Regions from separate parts of the Mus musculus genome. Here region 1 is linked to region 2. Evidence: chromatin contacts called from ENCODE Hi-C or POLR2A ChIA-PET data. All regions are on one chromosome and are shown on one strand. Each heading gives the region's core, a stretch centred on a gene start or an enhancer-like site at or near the end of the contact. The rest is flanking DNA. Distances are from core to core; before and after follow the strand shown. Region 1 holds the start of Ptpn7 (protein tyrosine phosphatase, non-receptor type 7). Region 2 holds the start of Kdm5b (lysine (K)-specific demethylase 5B).

Evidence for each region. A loop is a pair of places that touch in the nucleus more often than their neighbours do. ChIA-PET counts read pairs that join two places held with the same protein, here RNA polymerase II (POLR2A).
Region 1: a loop to region 2 is called in a map of regulatory T cell, with 2.4 times the contacts of the local background. The contact joins the promoter of Ptpn7 here to the promoter of Kdm5b in region 2. A Hi-C loop is called at or near these places in 1 of 37 maps with a recorded cell type or tissue (regulatory T cell). POLR2A ChIA-PET finds 5 or more read pairs at or near these places in 1 of 5 experiments (Patski).

Annotation. Positions count from the first base shown.
Region 1 is chr1:135,128,414-135,134,819 of GRCm38, forward strand. Ptpn7 (protein tyrosine phosphatase, non-receptor type 7) reads left to right here and starts at 4,287. Exons shown (of 10, transcript NM_177081.4): 1 at 4,287-4,377; 2 at 5,337-5,510; 3 at 6,027-6,210. The coding sequence starts at 5,389. It also overlaps the pseudogene Ptprv.
Region 2 is chr1:134,555,588-134,562,389 of GRCm38, forward strand. Kdm5b (lysine (K)-specific demethylase 5B) reads left to right here and starts at 4,591. Exons shown (of 27, transcript NM_152895.2): 1 at 4,591-4,955. The coding sequence starts at 4,752. It also overlaps a transcript of Mgat4e not described here.

The sequences.
Region 1 (6,406 bases), core at 3,037-5,536, 570 kb after region 2:
TGTGCGTGTATGAGTGAGAGTGTGTGTGTGTGTGTGTGTGTGTGTGTGTGTGTGTGTGTGTGTGTGTATGTGCGCTCGCACATGTGTGAATGCTCGTGCGCTCAAACGGGACACTTCTGAATGAGGCAAGGAGTGGAGCTAGCAACCAGAGAAAGCGGGGTATGGGGGTGTCTCAGGCCTCAGTCTGGCCAAGATGTAGGGGAGAGATCCTAACCTGGTCCTTCATCAACCCCATCTCACCTGGGGACACTTCACTCTGTCTCTTGTAGCAGAGTCTGTGAGGAGCCAGGAGCATCTTACTTCAGAATCTGTATAGAGGACACACAGAGTGCATGGGGTGGGGTGTGTGTGTGTGTGTGTGTGTGTGTGTGTGTGTGTGTGTGTGTGTAAAGGATTGGGATCCCAAAGTCGCTAAGAGAGAGGCCTGTGGGGACAGAACATGCTTCGTGGCTAGCCCTATGAACCAACCTTGGGGAAGTTTTAGGTCGTAGAAGGCCCTGCTACCAGCCTTACCCTGTTAGAGCAACCTTGGGAATGGGAGATAGGCTCAGAAAAAGGTTAAGAAAGCAGCGCCCCCCCTCCGACCCCCCCACACCCAGGCCGAGATTCTCTATTCAGCAAAAATATATTTTTCCCCCAGAAGCCACCCCCACAGGCAAACCCACATCCTCTGCCTAGAAAACCGCAAAGTCCTGAAGCTTACCGTCTCAGTGTGGAGTGAGCTGACCAGGAGGCCGATGGAGACCGAGAGAGGCAGGAGGGCCGGTCCTGGCATCCCAGCTTCCAAGTGTGAACTAGCCCTGGTCCCTCCCGACAGCTGTTGTAGGCTGCTCTTCCAGCTCCTCCTCTGCTCTCCCACAGCCTGAAGCCAGGCCTTGGGCATCCCCCACACTAAAGGAAGATAATTACCAGGCAGAAGAGAACAAGTCGCCCCCTCTGCCTCCCACAAACTGGGGAAGGTCACCAGGAAAGGGAGAAGGTCCAGTTTCTCCTGAGCGGGCTGGGAGAGCTCAGCAAGGGACTGGAGGGGACAGCCACTAATGTGCTGGGGGTGGGGGTGTATAAGCCAGCATCAATGACAGCAGTGGGAAGGACATAAAGGGCCCCTGGGGGGGAAGGGCCATTGTGGGGCAGGTGTCCATCCCTCTGGCCCTGGACTTGGGAGAAAGGGAGGGAATCCCCTTCAGCTTGAAGTCATTGTGCCGGGGCACTGAGCCCAGCAGCGGGTACAGCGGGGCTACTTCCTGGCACTCTAGGAAAGGTAAGCATAGTTCCATGCTGAGCTGTGCAATTGGTCCTCTGCACCAGTGACAAGGGGTATGGGAAAGTCCGAACACCTGCGGGCACCAAAAAGATAGCAGGAGGAAAACTGGGTCAGGAAGGGGCACCTGGGACAGCTGTCACGGAGGTACAGCCTGGGGCACGCTGGGGTGCCTCGGCCTTTGTGCCACGGCTTCACCCTGCCTCCTTGGGTGTCTTCCTGGCTCCTCCTTGGTGAACTCTGTCTCCCCCACACTACCAAGGACAAGCCTAGGCTTGCAGGGATGAGAAGGAAGAGCTGCCTCAGTATTTGAGGGGGATGGAGGCAGTCAGGAACAGCCACCTCCCATCCTGGGACTTCTCATCCTGTCTGTATCCACCCAGAGCATCCCAGAATGTTACAGGGTGACAGCTTTAGCCTTTGGGGACTGGCAGCTATCTGGTTCCCCAAGAGCTGCAGTGCACAAGGACTTCTGGGAACTTCAGCAGCACTAGCTATGGGAGTTGTGGCTCCTGGCCCCTGGGATGGAAGTGGAGAGAAGAAGCCCGGTATCAAGGGGAGAGAGGCAGGGAGGGAGAAATCTTAGGCTAGCCATAGGACCACAGGTGAGGCTCCAGGTGGGAGTCTTGCTCCTCTCCACCCCTGGCCAGGGTCTAGGCATGACCGCCATTCTCTGCGCATTTTGAAATGAGGAACTTTGCCCATGCCGGGCTGCTGGGAGTGACTCCTAGACTCTCTCCACTGCCTGAGTGGAACTTCCCAAAAAAAAAAAAAAAAAAAAAAAAAAGATGATGGCTGACTGGAAAAAGGAAGGGGAAGAAGGAAGAGCCTAGACAGACAGACAGACAGACTCAGCCTCCCTTCCACTTCCACCACCAGGTGAGGCTCCCTAGCTCTCAGTTCCAGACTTTCCAAGTGCTGGGGCTGTGGACAAAGTACTTCACAGGGCTCTGTCTTCCTGACAAGAAGGGAGGGAGGGAGGGAGGGAGGGAGGGAGGGAGGGAGGGAGGGAGGGAGGGAGGGAGGGAGGGAGGGAGGGAGGGAGGGAGGGAGGGAGGGAGGGAGGGAGGGAAGGAGGAGGCTGGTGGGGAACCTGAGACTCAGGGAACTTGGCCAAGGTCACATGACCACTAAGTGTCTGCTTGCTCACTAGGCTTCCAAACAGGACTTTACATTCTCTAAAGTGGACAGTACTGGATCCTAATTCCCAGTCAGAAAGACCAATCCCCCCAACCCACCGCCCCCCAGGGATGGGAAGAACAGATAGAAGAGGCAGGAAAGTGAGAAGCCATCTAGAGACCTGGACAGAGCCTCAGAGTCTTGTTTCCTGCCTTGATTGACCCTTTTGCCCCACCAACTTCCTTCCCCATCTCCCAGCCTCCTTTGCTCTTTACCCAAGAGCTCATCTTCCAACTTCTAGAACCCCACCGGGTCCTCACTGTGAGGGTCAAGAGGTGTGCTCACAGCCAGCAGGCTAACACTGTGAACTGAGGATGCTAGGCAGACCGGTGGGGGAGGGCTTTGCCTACTTCCTTCTCCCCGCCCCTGTGGTATCCTCACTTCCTTTTCTTGATCCTAATCAACAGCTGGCCCCAGGGCGGGTGGCTCTCTTTCCACTCTGCTCCCACTCCCTCCACTATCTGCCAGGGCAGACGCTCCTGTGGGGAGGTCCAGGCAGAGCCCAGTCTCCCTGTCCCTGTGCTCGGGTGTGCAGGGATTCCCAGGCTCCTGCTGCTGTCATCTCATCCTGGCATCAGGGCCAACCACTTCCCAACTCCACTGAGCTTCCCCCTCAGGAAATCCCACCTAGTCCTCTCAGGAGAGCAGGCACAGAGAAAAGGGAGCCAGAACCAACCAACCAGCCATGGAGAGGCTGGGAGAACCACCCTCTGACTTACAGCCAAGAACAAAGACAGGTGCCCCAAGCCCTAGGACTTCAAAGGCTCTTCCTGGTCCTCCCCTCCTCCCCGTGGGCCAGAGAAGGGCAGCCCCTCCCCCCCCCTCAGGTGCCATCCCTGTGCTTACTGCACAGCAGCTCTTTTTCGGTGTCACCCGTTTGACAGTTGAATCGGAGAAGTGGGAGGAAGAGAGAGAGGATGTGGAATTCAAGCAGTGGGGCCCAGGAACGCTTTGGGGAACATTACAGAGTGAAGGAGTCTTGCAAGCAAGCATGAACCACGAACCAGTTGGGCTGAGGGCCAGCGAATGGCCTAGCAAAGCCAGGCGGGGGTAGGGGGTGTGTGGAGTTCTAGACTTGGGGACTGCTCCCTTTCCACACCCCAAGCATCCAAGTGGCCCCCTGGTGAAGAGGACCTGGGAAGTCTCTGATGTGAGGGTCACAGCCTTCACCTATCTGTAAGTCTTCAGAGGAGATACAGGGTTCTAAGACACTCCCAGAGGGGTAGTCTGAGGGGCTGCTATGGAAGCCACCCCAGAGTCCTCTCCAGTTAAGCTCTGATACTTGTTCTCTGGTGACAAGCCTATGTCTGCAGGCTGAGGGGCCAGGGAGTTGGAAAGAAGCTTTCCTGCCTAGCCCTGGCCTCTCCTTCCTGTACAGAGCAAGGACTCCTGCCTCCTCTTCCCTGCCACCCCCTATGGCACCTCTGTGACACATCTGCTCTGTTTGGGGGTCTGGGTTTGGCCCTGAATTCCCAGGCTTTGAAGCAACAAAGCTTACAGGGGCAGAAGCTGAGAAGTGGAAATAAGTCTCTAGCCAAGGTCACAACCAGAAGAGCAGCAGAAGGTTCCCCATGGCTATCAAGGAAGAGGTGGGGGTGGGGGACAGCACTTGATGAGGACCCAGAGGAGGAGGCCCGAGGTGGTCAGGGAAGGCCTCATCTCTCGCCGCTTCCCAGAGCCTTGGCATCCAGTGAGGGTGGCGGGACAGCAGCCGCTTGCTCTTAGAGGGCACAGGAAGGATGCACCCGACCCCTGGTGGCAGCTTGTGGCAGGCACAGAAGGGCAGCCCGCAGTTGGGTGTGCGTGGGTGGAAGCCAGGAGGGGCGGAGGGAGGAAGCTGGCTTCCTGAAACCTCTCAGTCCTCAAAGATAGACGGACTGACAGACAGCTGGCAAGAGGCAGCCTGGGGGACATAGCTTCTTCAGTAAGTACTTGAAGTGAGTACAGACATCCTATGGCCCTGGGGTGGGATGGGGGGCTCCAAGGATGGGTTGAAGAAGCATTGAGTTTGGGGCTCCCATGCCTGGCCAGGGCATGAGAAGTGACATATCTGGTGTCCCTGTGACTGGAGGGCTAAGAAGCCACACAGAGTGCCAGGAGAGGAGAGGCTAAAGGCCCCTTCCTGTTGTGGGCAAGTACTGTCCCAGCCACACCTGCATGGGCCCACACTGCTCCCAAAGCTCTGTCCCCATGGGTTAGCGACTCTAACCCCACCACCACGTCACCCATGCCTTAGCTCTGAGAGACAGGGGCTGCCCCCAAAAGGTGATGCCCTCATCACCTCTATGCCCCCTCTCTCTTGTACCCCCAGCTGTAGCCTCACCATGCGCTGGCGCTCTAGGGTTTGATGAGGCCATTTCCTGTGACGGTTGCAGAGGCGGGAGACTGGGGGATGGGAAGGAGGAGGGAGGAAACACCCCTGGGCTACCGCCCTAGACAGAGACCCCAGGAGCCACAACTGATCTTGGAGTGGAACTGCCGACAATGAGAAGACCCTTCTAGAAGTTGGAGCGTGCCTGGATCCCTGACTGGATCCAGTGCTTCTCAAGGCCTCCATTTCTCATTATAGAGAAGCCTGCTAGCTGGCTAGACTCAGAGAGCTGTATGCTTTCTCCCTTTCCTTCTGTGTGGTTAGCAGGCTGTTGGCCTCATGCAGACCCCAGCTTAGAGCCCTGTGGACTTGGGTATCCTCTCTCTTCCTCCTTCTGGATTCCTTCCTATCTTCCCCATACCTGTATTCTCTCTAGTACCTTCCTTCTACTCTAACCCCTAACTGTCCTCTATCCTGCATCCCAACAGAGAGCTGTTGGGCCGCTTGCTTGAGGGAATAGCTGGCTGGCCTGGACTAGAAGCCTTCTTCTAGCTAATGAGGCCTTCGCGGGACCTTGTCTTTCAGGCATGCCTCATGGCTGAATGAGCCTCCCTTGGGCCCAGCAACCTACCCCAGCATGGTCCAGGCCTGTGAGGGGCGCTCCAGAGCACAGCTGCCGACCTTGTCTTTGGGGGCAGACATGACTCAGCCTCCACCCACCAAAGCTCCAGCCAAGAAGCATGTGCGGCTGCAGGAGAGGTGAGATCTTTCACAGGGAGGATCTTCCTAGGCCTGGATCACCGTCCCTTCCCTTCCTTCTTTCCTGTCCAGTTCTAACAACTGAATCCACAAGGCCTGGAAAAACCAAACCAAATAATGCTCATTTGAAGGTTGCTCGCCCATTCCTTGTATGGCAGAGGCACCAAGTTTCTCGTCATCCCTGGTCTGTCTGCTCTCTAAGTTTCAAGTTGTGATGAACAGTCTCTGGGACAAAGCTAGGGGCCTCTGTGGAGTTGGGTGTGCATTGGAGCCTCTGTGTTGGCTTGAGAGTAGGAGAGAGAGACAGCAGGAAGGAGCAGAAGAGCTGCAGGCTGCTCTGTTCTTATCTGATAAAGGAAAAGGGGAACGCAGTAGGGGCCTGACCCTTGAGTGCCCTGGGCCTCTAGGTCAAGACAAAGACTCAGCAGATCCTCCCCAGACAGAGCCCACAAGGAGCTTGAAAGCGAGGCAGATGCTCTGAGATGCTCACTGGGCAATGGTTGGCTGTGCTTGCAGAAGGGGCTCCAGTGTGGCTCTGATGCTGGATGTACAGTCTCTGGGCACGGTTGAACCCATCTGCTCAGTGAACACACCCCGGGAAGTCACCCTACACTTCCTGCGCACGGCTGGACACCCCCTTACACGCTGGACGCTACAGCACCAACCTCCCAGCCCCAAGCAGCTAGAGGAGGAATTCTTGGTAAGGAATCCTGGGGTCCTCTCCACATCACTTTACACTTCCATATCAGACCATCCTGGATTCCTTGGGCCTCTCTTCTCCTTGGGGTGTAGGAGAGAGGTTGTCCCCATCCTTGCTCTTCCTCTCTGTGTGCAGAGGATGGAATGGAAGAAAAGGAGGCTGGGAAGTGGGGGAACAGAGATTAACTCATTTATCC
Region 2 (6,802 bases), core at 3,341-5,840:
GTGGTGTTTAGTTAAAAGATGCTTCCCCAAGACCAGACCTGCTTTCCAAGGTCAGAGCCCATAATGAAACCCTTTATCATGGTGTCAGCCGGGGGTGGGGACCAAGAGAGTACAGCTATCCCACAGGGAAGGCCTTGCAGCCGAGAGGGAGCGATACTGGTTCCAGTGGAATTAAGCAGAGGAGGGAATGGGGAGGAAGCTTTATCTCACTATATTCACACACTGTGTGGGCTGCCCAACACTTCACCACCGAGTGAGACGACTAGATTCTTCTCGGTGTCCAGCCCAAAGCTTCGACCTCAGACAATTGGAGTCACAGAAACTCAAGGCCCTTTCTACAAATATTTGTGGAGCAACTCCCACGTGCCTGGTACTGACTTTACACCTTCCCTCTAGCGGCTTACCAAGGGGTGGGGCACGTGCTGAGGAGTTAGCAGGGACTCCGCTGGGAAACGGATGCCGAGCTATAAAACTATCAATAAAGAGTAGCAACGAGACGTTTTGGAAAGACACAAAACAAGCAAAGCAGACGGACATCCCACGGTTGCCCCAGGAGACACCTGACACCAAATATTCCAGAGTACAAAAGGTGCTGAGTTCTGATATCACTGAACTGGAGATGAGAAACTGAGATGGTGCATTGCTGATACTTGGGAAAGCAGAGGATGGGGACGGGAAAATACGGGTAGTAGTAGACCCAACGCACTAACAGTAAGGCCAGGGCGGAAGGAAGGCACACGGACGGCACCGGAGCCCCGTCGAGGCAGCAGCGCTGTGGAGGGGGGTGGGGAGCAGAACCGACACGTGCGCTACGTGCTGCGCTAGCCGCCGCCCCCTCCCGGGCTTCTGGGGAGCCAGGCCTGCTCCCCCCGCCCCCCATCTGTGGCTCAGACCCGGAGCGCCGCGGGAGGGGTGGGGGCGACATCGACGGAGAGCGAGAGGAAAAGTCCTTCTTCGCGTTTGGAACCCAGAAGCCTGGTCTCCACTGCACGGCGACCGGAAGGAGGACCAGCGCCTCTTAGACCAGCAGGCAGATTTAGGGCACAGGCTGCGCCCTTGGGGTGCAGGCCGGAGTTGGAACTCAGCCTGCTGGGGGAGGTTGAGGTCTGACGGCTGAGTGGGCCGGATAAAGACATCGATCCCTAGGGATGTATCCAGAGGCTCTCCAGCACTCATGGGGTGGTTGGGGGACGGAGTCCGGGGCGGAGGCGGAGTGTTGTCCAAGAGTAAGGAGGGGGGTTCCTGGAGACGTGGCACTCTGAGCGGGCTCGGTTTTACTCCGGGCGCCGGGGCTGCAGCCCCTCTTTCCCCGAGAACCTGGCACTGTGGCTCCGCCCAGCCCTCGCTCCCAGCCCTCTGGGAGCCTGAGACCAGGCACCTCCAGGCCCGGGTTACCCAGGTCCGGCCTCTGGGGCGTCCAGCCGGCCCTGCACTAGACAATGCGGGCCGGGCCCCGCCCCCGGAGGCTGAGTCGGCTCGGGCCGTGGCCAATCATCGCCTGTGGCTAGGCTCTTTAAAAAAAGAAGAGCCGGCCGCGGTGTGGCTGTCAGCTGGAGAGGGATCCCTCCGCCCATGTAAACACACATCATAAAGGGCAAGGGGAAGCGTCTTCTGAGGGGCGGGGGAGCGGTTGCCTTTAAGTAGAGATCCCTCTCAGGCCCTAGGTTCTCTTGACTAGGTTGGCAACCGCCGACTCCCTCAGCGTCTCTCTGGGTTGATCTGTAGCATCTCATCATTTAGGATCACTACCAGAAATGGAGGAAGCAGCACTAGTAGACCTTGAAAGTTGGGAGAGAAGATGACTAGGTCATAGTCAACTGAGAGACTTCCTAAGTTCGTACCTTCCAGTTACATACCCACAATTCATGTCCAGAGGTCTGAAAATTATAACCTACTTGGTTTGTAGGATGCTAACGTCAAAGGTGAAAGTACTGTCCTTTCCCAAAGCAGAGAACATGACAGAAAGTCAACTCCAGGAAGACCCCCAAACACACACAACGTTTATAACATCCAGGGTCAGGGCCAAGAGCGAAAATAAAGGATTTTTTTTTTTTTCAGTCAATATGACAGGTCATCTGAAATCTTAGCCTTTGGGAATGAGGTCAGCCTGGGCTTCATTGTGAGTTCCAGGCCAGCTTTGGCTACAAGTATGCAATCCCATTTCAATTTTTCCCCCTCAATACATTATCACGGAAAAAAAAATCAGCAAGGTTTAAAAATATGTCAAGCTGGGTGAGGTGACACGTCTTTAATCCTAGCACCTCCGAGTTAGAAGCCAGCCAATATGTGAGTTTCAGGCTAGTCAGAGCTACATAGTGAAACCTTGACTCAAAAATGTGGTAAATTCTATACTTCTTCCCTAGGTTTCCCACGATTTTATAACCTGCTGTATCACCTCATTTTACAATGATTTTTTTTTAATGAACAGATTATTGTCTAAGACAATATTATTGTCTTATTTTATTATTATTTAAGACAATATATGTCTTATTCAGGCTCCAAATCCCTGTAGAGCTAAGAAAAGTTTTGCCTTCTTCAAGAATTGCTGAACTGTTTTAGAGGCCAGGTACTTCGATAGAGCTTATTAAAGACTGGGGCTTTTCTCCCCTTCACTGAAAAATGTTTTGTATTTTTTATATTTAAAAAAATTTTTTAAATGTGTGTTGAGCTGAAGGGGTCTGCAACCCTATAGGTGGAACAATATGAACTAACCAGTACCCCCAGAGCTCATGTCTCTAGCTGCATATATATCAGAAGATGACCTAGTTGGCCATCATTGGGAAAAGAGGCCCCTTGGTCTTGCAAACTTTATATGCCCCAGTACAGGGGAATGCCAGGGCCAAGAAGTGGGAGTGGGTGGGTAGGGGAGCAGGGCGGGGGAGGGTATAGGGGACTTTTGGGATAGCATTTGAAATGTAAATGAGGAAAATAATAAAAAAATAAAAAAAATGTGTGTGTTGCTTGTAGGGGCCAGGAGAGACATCAGAGCCTCTGAGGCTGGGGGTGAAGAGGCAGTTGGGAGCTGATGGGCATTGATCTGGAAACTAAGTTTACATCCTCTAAGGCGGAAGCAAATGCCCTTAATCTGCTGAGCCGGCTCTCTCTGTCTTTGATGCGGAAGCTCATTATGCAGGTCTGGCTGGCCTGGAACTTTGTGTAGGATTAAAGGTGTGCGCCACCACATCTAACTTCTAACTCTTTCCATTTTTAAGCTGAAGAACCATGGTCTCTGTGTGATAGGATATATCTGTAATCCCAGCGTTTAAGAGGTAGAGGCAGGAGGATGATCAGGAGATCAGAGTCATCTTTGGCTATGTAGAGAGTTCCAGGCCAGCCTAGGTCACATTAGTCCTATTAAAATCTAAACCCAGAGGCTGAGTGATGGTCTATTCTGAAGGGAGGGCTGTGGAGCCACTGATCCTTCCTTATACAGTGGCAGGCAGTCTTTCCACGAGTTTGGTTGCTTTCTAGATTAAAGAAATCGCCGGGCGGTGGTGGCACACGCCTTTAATCCCAGCACTTGGGAGGCAGAGGCAGGTGGATCTCTGAGTTCGAGGCCAGCCTGGTCTACAAAGTGAGTTCCAGGACAGCCAAGACTATACAGAGAAACCCTGTCTCGAAAAAACAAAACAAAAAAAAAAAAAAAGAAATTATGTTTGTGTTCAAGTTCTACTTATGACCTGACTTTTTCTGGGGCCATCCCCCATCTTTGGATTTCATGGTTACTTAACCTCTCAGCTCTTCCATTGCTTCCTCTGAAACACTCTGATCTCTTTCTTTCCTTCAGACCTGTTGTACCTTTTAGCCTGTTGAAAATCTTTGTAGCAGAGACATCTCAGGCTCAGCCTGTTCAGGGGTGAATACATCTTCCCTAGAACATGCTCATGGATGCTTGTCCCAGGGATGCCATCTGTCAGACCCTTAGTACGCTATTCTTCTGGTCCCGTCCTAGTCTAACTTTTATTTCCTACAATTTCACTTTAACCTATAGCGCTGCTGAATTTATTTAGGCCCCATCATTCCTTGATTGGATTATTTCAAGATGCTTTTGCTCAAGTCCAACCTTGTATATGTGTAGATTTCTGTGCAACAACCCTACTTTCCAGTAAATAGACTGAACTGTTGGATTTGGTCAAATGCTTAATCCCCTCACAGACTAAACAATCCCGAAAAGCACTTGCACTTTACACAGTGTCTAGGATAAGCAAGTGCTCGAAGAGTTATTGCTCTCCTCATTACTCTATGTGTCTGTCCTTGCTGCTCCTTGTGTTCAAGGTGTTTTCTCTACCTGGAGAATCCTCCAATTTCAGTACTCTGCTTCTCGGGTTTTACTAAGCAAATCTTTCGTGCCAAAATATATGACGTGATTGATGGATTGTAACTCTGTTCTCCCTACTAGACTGTTAACTTCTTGAGAGGAAGAATTCTGAAACTTCAGAGGTTAACTGAAGCATTAAGGATAAACATCCCAGGCGGAAGGCCCCTGCCCCTCCCGGCTAGGGGGCGGGGCGAGACCTGGCTCGGGGTGGCAGCAGGGACTTTTTTCCTCGCCGTGGCGGCGGAGGAGCACTGCGTGGGGTAGCGGCAAGACGTCGTCGGAGGAAGGCTGAAAAAGCCCTAGGTGTTGCCGTTGCTAGTAGAAGTCGGACCTGTCGCCCGAGCTGTGCGTCTGCACGGGTTTCGGACGGAGCGGAGCTCGCTGCCGCGGTTGCGGAGCCTGCCCTGTGCTCGCCCCTGCCCAGGTCGCGGTGATGGAGCCGGCCACCACGCTGCCCCCAGGCCCGCGCCCGGCGCTGCCCCTCGGGGGCCCGGGCCCGCTGGGAGAGTTCCTGCCTCCCCCCGAGTGTCCGGTCTTCGAGCCGAGCTGGGAAGAGTTCGCGGACCCCTTCGCTTTCATCCACAAGATCCGGCCCATAGCCGAGCAGACTGGGATCTGTAAGGTGCGGCCGCCGCCGGTGAGTCAGCCAGCACCCCGGATCCTGCTCGCGGCTGGGGGAGGGAGCGAGGACGCGCGGCCCGGGAGGCCGGAGGCGCGGGGGCGGGGAGCGGTCGTCCCGCGGGCCCGGTCAAGTTTGGGGTGGCTCCGAGGGTCGGAGATGCGGCGGTGGGAGGAAGGCGCGGGGGCCCCCGTCCCGGGTGGGATGTGGGCCGTGAGGACCGCGGGCTCCGGCGGGGCGGCCGGAGGGGGCTAGGTCGGTGCGGCTCCGGGGGCTGGTGCGCTGCACCGCCCGGCAGCGGTGCGGGCTGGAGTGGTTGGCAGCCGCCGGGGTGGTCGCTGGGGAGTCCTCCCGAGCCCGGCTGAGACGCGGGCGCGGAGGCAGGGCTCTGGGCCCGCACGGCTCCGTGGCTGGTCCTCGCCTCCTTCTCGGGGTGCGGGGGTGTGTGATGGGTGGGGGTGGGGGACTTGCGAGTTGTCGTGTGAGGAGGAAAGTTTTCAATATGGCGGCGGGAGCCCCTGGTCCTTTGTGTGGTGGCGGCGTCGGCCCGAAGCTGCCCTCACCTGAGCGCCCCACCCTCCGGACCCGGGTCCCCCACCACCACCTGGTCCCTCGGCCTCTGGGAGTCCCCAGGGCGAGCTGGGCCAGGGGGCGGCCGGCGCTACTGGGGGAGGGGAGGAGCCGCTGGGCCGGTCTGGAGCGGCTGGTTGAGTGGTGGTGGGGGTGCAAGGGTCGGGGTGGGGGGACGACACTTTGAGGATGGTGGGGGCAGGCCAAGCGGCGGGGGCCCTGATGCTCGCAGGTCCTGGCGGACGCTCCCACACGGACTTGGGGCCGGACTGCTTTGCTCCCGGCGCGGGGGGGGGGGGGAGGCCTGGCTGGGGCTGAGGTGGAGAGGCTGTGCTTGTAGGGGAGATGTCAGACGAGCTCTTGGAGATTTCATCCTGGTCCCTAGCTTTCCCTACTCGGCCTTCCCGGCGGGGGCTCTAGCGCCTCGAGCTTGGGGGGCTCTGAGGGGTGGGGTGTCCCCAAGACGGCCCTAACGGCTGCAACGTCCGCGGAGAGCCCGGCCCACTCCTTCCCCGTCCCCGTCCCCCTCCCCGTACCCCCTCCCCCCGCAGCCGGAACTGGATGCGCTGCGACACCCCAGGTTTTTCGCCTACCTTTTGGGATGACCTGAGTCTGAGTTGGCCTAAACGACCGTTGGACCGGCCGGGTCGGTTGGAAAGGTTTAACTGCCTTGCCTACCGTTTAAGAATTTTCTATCTTTCCCTGCTCTCAAGTGAAAAAGACCCCCCCCCACGCCTTTTACCCCTTTCTCCCTTAAACTTGCTCTATGTAATGGCATTTTGATTTAGGGGATTGTGTACGTAGACGTTCTAGAAAAGATGTTTGCGAGAGATCCCTGAATAAAGCCTTATCCTTTCACTACCCCCACGAAAGAAAAATTAAAACACAGATACCATATTTTAGTTGCTCTTGGACAACTTTGAAAGCAGAAATGAAATGCCTCAGAAAATAACTGGCCAGGTCAGCTAGTATGGGGGGAAATGTTTGGAAATAGATTCATTTCTTCTGGTGAAATGGACAGAGGCGATGGAAGGTTTCTTTTACTGTAGAGGCCTGCAGAAGTTACACCCTTGCCTGGTTAGACCTAGGGTTTTGATTCTGAAATGTGGACCACGTTTCAAACATTGAGCGATTTAGCTTTATCTTAATGTACCAGGAAAGATGAATGTGACTGTTGCATGCTTGCATTAATGGGATTTTTATCTAGAAATTAGGAAACTTGACAAAGTTATTAGAAACCAAAATCTAAGAGGAGTTAGGATCCTGTGAGTTGCCCTCCATGTTGGCATTGTGGC